Regions from separate parts of the Mus musculus genome. Here region 2 is linked to region 1. The links are chromatin loops, found by intact Hi-C in ENCODE. Cell type or tissue: heart. All regions are shown on one strand.

Region 1 (4,000 bases):
CTAACTGGGCAGGGTTTTAATACATATTCTTGAATTAGTTCTCCAAAACATTTAATTTTTGTGTTTATACAGTTTTGCTCACGCTGGCCTCAAATTTGCGATCCTCCTGCCTCAGCATGCTGAGATGTCTTAGCTTCCACATTTTCATAGATTTGCATGATGTTTTAATTATGTTATTATAGATACCCAGATATGACCCAGAAATGGGCAACTGTGTGGGGGCATAAACAGTTGGAGAAGCACACTGTTTCAAGCAAGCCAGTGTGTTGTACTAGATACTAGCTAACCTTGAGTATCCAGGACACTGGATATTGATCATGTATGTAATCTAGTGGGTCACTTGAACCATTTAGCATCTTTCCCATCCCATCTGGTACCACAAATACCCTGTCCCTTCTAGGCAGCCGTTATTCTTGTCTCCCACTCTTTCCATTCATTTTCATTAAGTTGCTTGTTCACTTTTAAGTCAGCTATCGCACTGCCTTCATTAAGTCAGGAAGACTTATAAAACAGAGATCTGAAGGTGACCTCTTGGCATTGGTGTGTGCAAGTGTGACATTGGGCATACATTTTTAAGTTACACATTTTGGAAAGTCTGACTCATAAAAAAAAAAGATTGATTTGTGTGTGTCTGTGTTTGTGTTTACTACGTACAATAAAGCCCATGAAAACCAGAGGGCTTTGGATCCCCTGAAACTGGAGTTACAGGTGGCTATAAGTCACCTAATATGGGTGCTTGGAACTGAGCCCGTGCTGAGCCACCTCTCCAGCCCAAAGCTCTATGATTTTTATCTGATTCTCAAAGAAGTTGATGATGTAAAAAGTTTAGAAGCACCTAAGTTAAACATCACAAAAGTCCTTAAGGCCTTTAACACTCACTAGACTCGCCAGACAGACCTGAGGCAGTATTTCAGATCTTTGAATAAAGACTTAGGAATTGAGCAGGATCATATCCAGTTTTCTGCTTTATCTTCTGTTTTAGTACAAGCCTATGTTCAACTGAACGTTCCAAAGTCCTTTTTTTTCCTACCATAGAATGGACAACATCTAAATTTCAAGTCTAGGCTGCTTGGCCTTTCTGTCTGTCTGAGGATGTTAGAAATCAAAGGGAGAGAAAAGTGTCACAAGTGTATTTTTTTTTAAAGATTTATTTATTTATTATATGTAAGTACACTGTAGCTGTCTTCAGACACACCAGAAGAGGGAATCAGATCTTGTTACAGATGGTTGTGAGCCACCATGTGGTTGCTGGGATTTGAACTAAGGACCTTTGGAAGAGCAGTCGGGTGCTCTTACCCACTGAGCCATCTCACCAGCCCCCACAAGTGTATTTTTTAAGTTAACGACTATGCAGAATAATATATCTGGCATCTGGAATAAGGATGCAGTTGTGATTATTCATAATAGGCTTTACCACTACCATCTCTGCCCAGGTAGAAACACTCCAGTTTTGATTCTTTCTCTATCCAGTCCAAAATGGAGACACAGAAACTGTTAAGAACACTGGTCTATCCTCCTTGTCACTCTTGTTTTTGAGACAGTCTCTTTCCATTGTGCCATTGTGGCTGGCCCCTACTCGTCATTCTTATGAGCCATCCTGGTTGTAGTGTGCTCCTGATTGAAAGACAGATTCTTCCAGAGAATCACCAGCTACAAGGAGAAGTCTTGATTCTAGCTGGGTGTAGTGGCACACACCTTCAGTCTCAGCACTTGGGAGACATTATGCCGCATGTCTATAGCCCTTTTTTTCTTTTTTCCATTTTATTTTACATTTATGGATGTTTTGTTGCACTTATGTCTGTTCGGTACATGCATGCAATGCTCACAGAGGCCAGAAGAGGGCATCAGGTGTCCTGGACCTGGAGTCACAGATGGTTGTGAGCCACCTTGTAGATGTTAGAACTGAACCTGTGTCCTCTGAAGAGCAGCCAGGCACTCTTAAGCACTGAGTATTCTCTCCAACACTTAATATATTTTTTTCAAAGCAGCAAAATCCATTCTGAAATTGTTTCAAAACCTCCAAATACAGCATATAAAATCATGGGGCTGGAGCTGTATGTAGCTTATTGTTAAAATGCTTGGCCACCGACTCCTGCCCAGTTTAGACTTCCCAGGTAAGGGTACCCTTTTCTTTGATAAGAAACTAAGCCTTAGGTGAAATAACTTGGCTAAGGACAAATAGCATTCTAGAAAGCAGGGAGGCTGCAGTTAACCTCAAGTCTGCTATAGACCAAACCTTTATCTCCCAAAGCTGCTGTTTCTGACTGTATAATGCCTAGCACACTACAGATGCCCGATGACAACATGCGGCTTTTCTGTAAGCACAGCCTTCTTTACAGAGGAAGAAAATGGAGCGAAGAGTCATTAGGGTTTCAGTGACTTACCCAGAGCTAGATGCTAAGTGGCAGGAGCTTGGAATTCATAAGCTGCCTCCTCACCGGTAAAATGCCCTTCAAGTACAATCCTTTTAGGATCTGCATGGCTTCTGGCCTGCTAGGTTTGATTGTCAGAAGCTGTGGCAAGCTAACACCAGGACGAATGATCAGTGTTGTAATCCTCAAGCCTCTAGGGGGCCGGCTCAGCGGTTAGGAGCACTTGCTGCTCTTGCAGAGGACCTGGGTTCGATTCCCTCACCCACATGGCGGCTCCCAACCAACTGCAAGTCCACTTCCAGGAGTTCTGATGCCCTCTTCTGATCTTTGAGGGCACCAAGCACACACATGGTGGATATGTACATGCAGATCAAAGTTACAAAATAAAATCTCAAAATACTTTTATAGAGTAAAATAAAGCCCCTAAGCCCCCACCTTTTGGAGCACTTGCCTAGGCTAGAGAAGGTCTCCAAAGAAGTGACCACAGTATACACTGTCTTTGTGGACTCGAAATCTGTCAGTTAGTAGCATTTAAGTAGGAGTCTTATCCTATCCTGGACAGACAAGAAGTAATATAAACACCAGTGGGATTTCTCCGAGAATATAATGTGACGTGATAAAGTATTTCTAATACCTAAGGAGGGAGCTGAATTACAGTGTTACAGAATGGGGTGGAGATGGCTCAGTGGTTAAGAGCACCCACTGCTCTTCCAAAGATACCAAGTTCAATTCCCAGCAACCACATGGTTCACAACCATCTGTAATGGGATCTGATGCCCTCTTCTGGTGTGTCTAAAGGAAGCAACAGTGTACTCATATAAATAAAATAAAATGAATTTAAAAAATACTAAAAAAAGAAGTTACAGAATATTCAGAGAACAGATTTTTGCCAGGCATTGAGGAATGAATAGGTCCCCTTCCCACAACCCTGGGAGCTGTTTAGTGAGCCTGTCCAGCTGGTTTTGAGGAGAAAGCTGGACTGAAGAGATAAGAACAGGAGCCCTTTTGCCCTTTGTGGAGTAGGCTATTAATGGGGAAGGGGTCATCTCTGGGCTCTGTAGGCTGAGCTGTGAGAGGTGACAAAGACCCAGGGAGGGGACTAACCTTTACTAAGCCCTCTCCACAAGATCTAGCACAAGGGGAATAAGGTTCTTTTATACCAAGGTTTCCTCCTGGGATGGGAAAGTCCCTCTAGAGTTTAGGGCTTTAATGTCCTATGAACAGTTTCCTGTTCCCAGTACCCGGCACCACAAAAACGGGGTGGGCATTTTTTAGGGCTGGGCAGAGTACCCCACCCTGTTTTGTTGTTACTTGCTCTTTGTGTGTTTTGAGACAGTTTTAGGTAGTTCGGGCTGTCCTTGAACTCCTGGTCCTACTGACTGTCTCCCAAGTGCTGGGATCATGGGTTTGTACTCCTGTGCCTGGCTTGATCGGCTGTTTACCTGTCTCCATGTTCTGGAAGTAATCCGAGATTATTAAGCATTAAAGAGTGGTCAATCTGAGATTTCAGCATGAGGTTTTGTGGTTAAGTACAGTCTGAGTACTGTTCCATGAACTTGAAGGTGAGAGTTGACTGATAGTTGTCAGAAGCAAAACTGAAGTTGGAACAGTAAAGGCTGTGGGAGGAT
Region 2 (4,000 bases), 240 kb before region 1:
AGTGTTTGAGCGTGAGGGCCTACAGCTGGATCTTTCTTTCATGCGGCCCTTGGAGACCCCTGCTTTGCTCTTAGTCACTGCCACCACCACCAACTCCTCAAAGGAGGATGTTACCCACTTCGTTTGCCAGGCAGCTGTGCCCAAGGTTTGAAAACAGTGGGGTTTAGCCAGGTGTGATAGTTGGTGCCTGTAATTGTAGAACTTAGAAACCTGAGGCAGGGGGACTCATTGTTTGAGGCCAACCTGCCTTAACATAGTGACTTTGAAGCCAATTTGAGCTACACTGTTTCAATAAAAGAAAAAAAAAAAAATAGCATTCAGAGGTAGCCAGGGAATTTCAGGAGAAGAGGCCAGAAAGAAATGGAGGAGGGTGGGAGGCAGAGTATAATGGGAAAGGAGTGATTGTGTTATTGGGGTGTTATCCAAAAATGTTTGGGAGCCACGGGATGTGGAGGACTGCCTGAGCCCAGGGGCCTTACAATGCTCTGCCCAAATCTCCCATGTTCAGAGTTTCCAGCTGCAGTTACAGGCCCCCAGTGGGAACACAATTCCAGCTCAGGGTGGTCTTCCCATCACCCAGGTCTTCAGAATCCTCAATCCTAACCAGGTGAGTTGTCAGACGCTGCGGGTAAGAGGGACGAAGCAATAGGAGACCTGACCCTGGTCTCTGCTTGCCTGTTTTTAGGCACCTTTGCGACTTAAGCTGCGCCTCACCTACAACCACTCTGGCCAGCCAGTACAGGAGATCTTTGAGGTGGATAACTTGCCTGTGGAGACGTGGCAGTAACCGACTGTGGTCAGTGTCTGGCCTGGGTGTCTCCAGGCTCCTGGTGTTCAAGGAACGGAAATAAAGACCCACGTAAATGGCGAAGTAAACTTTATTTAAAGGCAAACTGAGCGTACAAATTAGAAGTGCTCTGTAAACGGGTGATGACCACAGTCTTAAGAGCCCAGGGCAGTCACCCGGTGTTCCTTTAATAAAGTCTCAGGGAACGAAGGTGTTAGCTGTGAAGTGGCATAATTTGAGTGATTCTCTGTTTTCATTGACAGGCTTGGATTCTGTCAGCCTTTCTTCTCTGTGCGTAACCCTTCCCATGATGCAGCTGACTTTAATCATAAGCTAACTCATTCTGCACAGGCATAGGACGGTCCATAGGGAGTTCTCCTCAAAAGGTCACCCAAAGATCACAGGTTACCCCAAACCCGTTTAGGCCTAATCAGCTCCCTACTTTGGGGTATGTCCTAAAGTGTTTGAATAAAACTGTCCACAGAAGGGGAGTTTTGATGGCTGCTGGGGAAAGAGAGATTTACTGTCTGAAGTGGGCTCTAAGTGCTACTCGATACAGGCGGGGTCCTGGCTGCACTGTTAGAAGAATGTGTGTGCATGGTGCGTGCAGCTGAGGGTCCTAAGATGCCAAGTGGCAGTGAGATGAGAGGTGTGCATAGCTCAAACCAAGTGGAGTTCCAGGCTGCTAACCTGTTCCCTAAGCTTGCCTGCCTCATAACTGCCTCGGCTCCTCTCAAATCTTTCTGCACCCTCAGCTTGGGACACAACCCTGAGGGCCACCAGCAGGTGGCACTCAGACCCTATATTTGTCAAGGCAATATAGAGAGCCTGCCTCCTCCCCAACAAATAAAGTCTATGAAGCGTGAGAAGGGAAGAGAGGCCTGTTTTGACCTAGTTGAGAGAAAAAAAAATGTGTTAAGAGCAAGGGTGGTGCCTTCTCCACAGGAAGTATGACTTCCTGAAACCCTAGGAACCGGTCTCAACAATGACCATTTTCTTTCTACCCCTCTCTGGGTTGGAGAGCAAATGTTCTCTCTAAACTGCCACACTGAGCACTCTACCCTCCCGGCACAGCAGCAGGCCCTGAATTTCTAGATCCCTTAAGGAGTTCCTAACCTTTTCCCCACCTTCTTGCTCTTCCCTACACCCCAGGGCAGGGAAATCCCCGCTGTTTCCCCTCATCTCTAACTCAGCTGTAAGGCGGCTTCAGAGCCTCTGGCAGAATCAATGGCATCGACCAAGGGAGGGGGGGGTGGCAAGGGATTTTCCTGTGCTTAACTACTGATCACGGCTAAGTGGAAATCCTATAAACACGAGCGGAAATCAATGGAGGCTGCTTAGCGGCCAGGGGAGAGGGGCGGCCCACAGATTGCATCTGACGGATGAGGGAAGCAGCCAGGGAGGGCTCCAGGAAGGATAGCTCAGAGTGGGCGAAAGACCAGGCAGAGCTGGAGGGGAAAGTGGCTCCGTTGTAAGGGAAAGGAGCACCGTGGGTCCGGATGTGAATGGCGGCTTCAGAGTTACCTTCCCTTTTGGAAAGTGAACGCTGTTGTCAGGATGCTGAGTCCCCTGTGGCCTCACCAGAACTGGCTGCTTCTAGCAGGCGCTGATAGTCCAGAGGCCTGAAGCGCTGTAGGTATACCATGAGCTTGGCTGGTGCCTCCTCCTGTGCTGGCACTCCTGCGGGCAAGAGGACAATGAGGAAAGAAGCAGGTGGAGCCCTCGGACATGCTTCGGTTCTGTTCCCTGCCTACCCAGCCAGGACTCCAAAGTCTGCAAGGCAGTACTAAAAATCCAGAGGCCATCAGGGCAGTTTCTCCAACCCACCCATTCCCTGCAGAAGTGAAAACCTCCCTGCAAAAACCCACTCGGGTTGTGTGGCTGGAAAGCCACCCAAGCGCCTCTCCTCCAGCAATGAGAAATGGTAGAGAAGCATCCTGTGCCACGGAGACAGGGGAGCCAACTCACTTCATTTATTACCGCTTTCTCCCAATCAAGATTCAAGCCCATCTAGGCAAGCCAAAGCTCATTAGCTTGGTAATGGAGCACAGGCAGCGGAGTACAGAAGATAACCAAGTGCTATGGGAAACAGAGGAAAGCAGGGGCTGTGGAGTGGCGAGTGGCGTTCACAGAACCTCAACTCTAACGGCCTGATGCACACATCGCTAATGGACAGCAGCCTGCTGACCCACAGCAGGGAAACTCCACGGGTGGTCTCCAAGGAGGCTCAGCCCTCCAGGGCTGTCAGGCCCAGTGCAGTGCACAATCTCAGAAGTGTGCAGATGAGCTATTTCAGAACTAGGCATGGAAACAGAAACATCTGACAAAGAGTTCACCACTGCCCCCGCCCCCCATACCAGTGTCATGCTCAGCCAAAAGCATGGACAACGAGGTGTGGCTACCTACACCTGTAATGCCACAAGCTTAAGGCCTTTCCTGGGCTACATAGAAGACCACAGAAAGAGCCAAGGGAATAATAACCATGTAGGAAGTTGAAAGAGAAAAGAGAAGTTTGTGGGAAGGATCAAAGCAGAGACCTAATAAATAGAACTAGGAGAATTAAGTGATAACCAGGATGAAGATTGGGAACCGGGAAGAATAAAATCCAAATTAGCTACTAAAGAATTGGAAAGGATTCTTATCAAAGTGTAAACAAATTAGATTTTCAAGAAAATCTCTACAAAAAACAAAAAACAAAAGCACATAATTAAAAGGTGCCACATGCCTTTAATCCCAGCACTTGGGAAGCAGAGGCAGGCGGGTTTCTGAGTTCGAGGCCAGCCTGATCTACAGAGTGAGTTCCAGGACAGCCAGGGCTACACAGAGAAACCCTGACTCGAAAAAACAAAACAAAACAAAAAACCAATTTTCCTTACAAAAATGATTTCCCTCCACTCCTCTATGGCTCAGTAAGGACCTGCAGTGAGGTTAAGTGAGAAAAAAGGACAGCCCAAAGGGCCTGCCTGTCTTCCTCACCCACCATGTTCCTGAGCATAGAAGGGCCTGCCTCCCTCCCCCACCATGCTGCGCACACAAAGACCTGTCTCCCTCACCAAGCATGCTACTGACGGTGATGATCTTCTCTAGGGCAGCCGGGACTTCAGCCTTCTCGTGCACCATGGCCTCTACCTCACCCACAGCATAGCCGAAGTCCGCTGAATCCAAGTCTATTGTGAGCTGAGGCTCCTGTCCATGGGCTCCAGATAAGGCCAG

What was found. Peaks named below come from ENCODE experiments on the same cell type or tissue, not always from the same donor. Only the 100,000 strongest peaks of a DNase experiment are listed, where the experiment ranks them.
Region 2: a loop joins it to region 1, with 2.4 times the contacts of the local background. A loop is called at or near these places in 2 of 42 quality-filtered maps.

What each region holds. Positions count from the first base shown.
Region 1 is chr14:54,858,542-54,862,541 of GRCm38, reverse strand. The region is part of intron 1 of Homez (homeodomain leucine zipper-encoding gene); the gene reads left to right. Among named protein-coding and RNA genes, the nearest start is that of Homez, 3.6 kb to the left of the region's middle. In heart, a CTCF peak has its summit at 1,829 (motif pointing right); no DNase peak of the experiment used is centred here.
Region 2 is chr14:55,095,847-55,099,846 of GRCm38, reverse strand. Thtpa (thiamine triphosphatase) reads right to left here. Exons shown (of 2, transcript NM_153083.5): 1 at 3,841-4,000; 2 at 852-2,467. The coding sequence ends at 2,340. It overlaps Ap1g2 (adaptor protein complex AP-1, gamma 2 subunit), which reads left to right. Exons shown (of 22, transcript NM_007455.5): 20 at 1-145; 21 at 509-607; 22 at 686-1,012. The coding sequence ends at 787. Among named protein-coding and RNA genes, the nearest start is that of Thtpa, 3.1 kb to the right of the region's middle. In heart, a CTCF peak has its summit at 1,560 (motif pointing right); a DNase peak (open chromatin) is centred at 1,516; H3K4me3 peaks cover 553 bases; H3K27ac peaks cover 1,131 bases.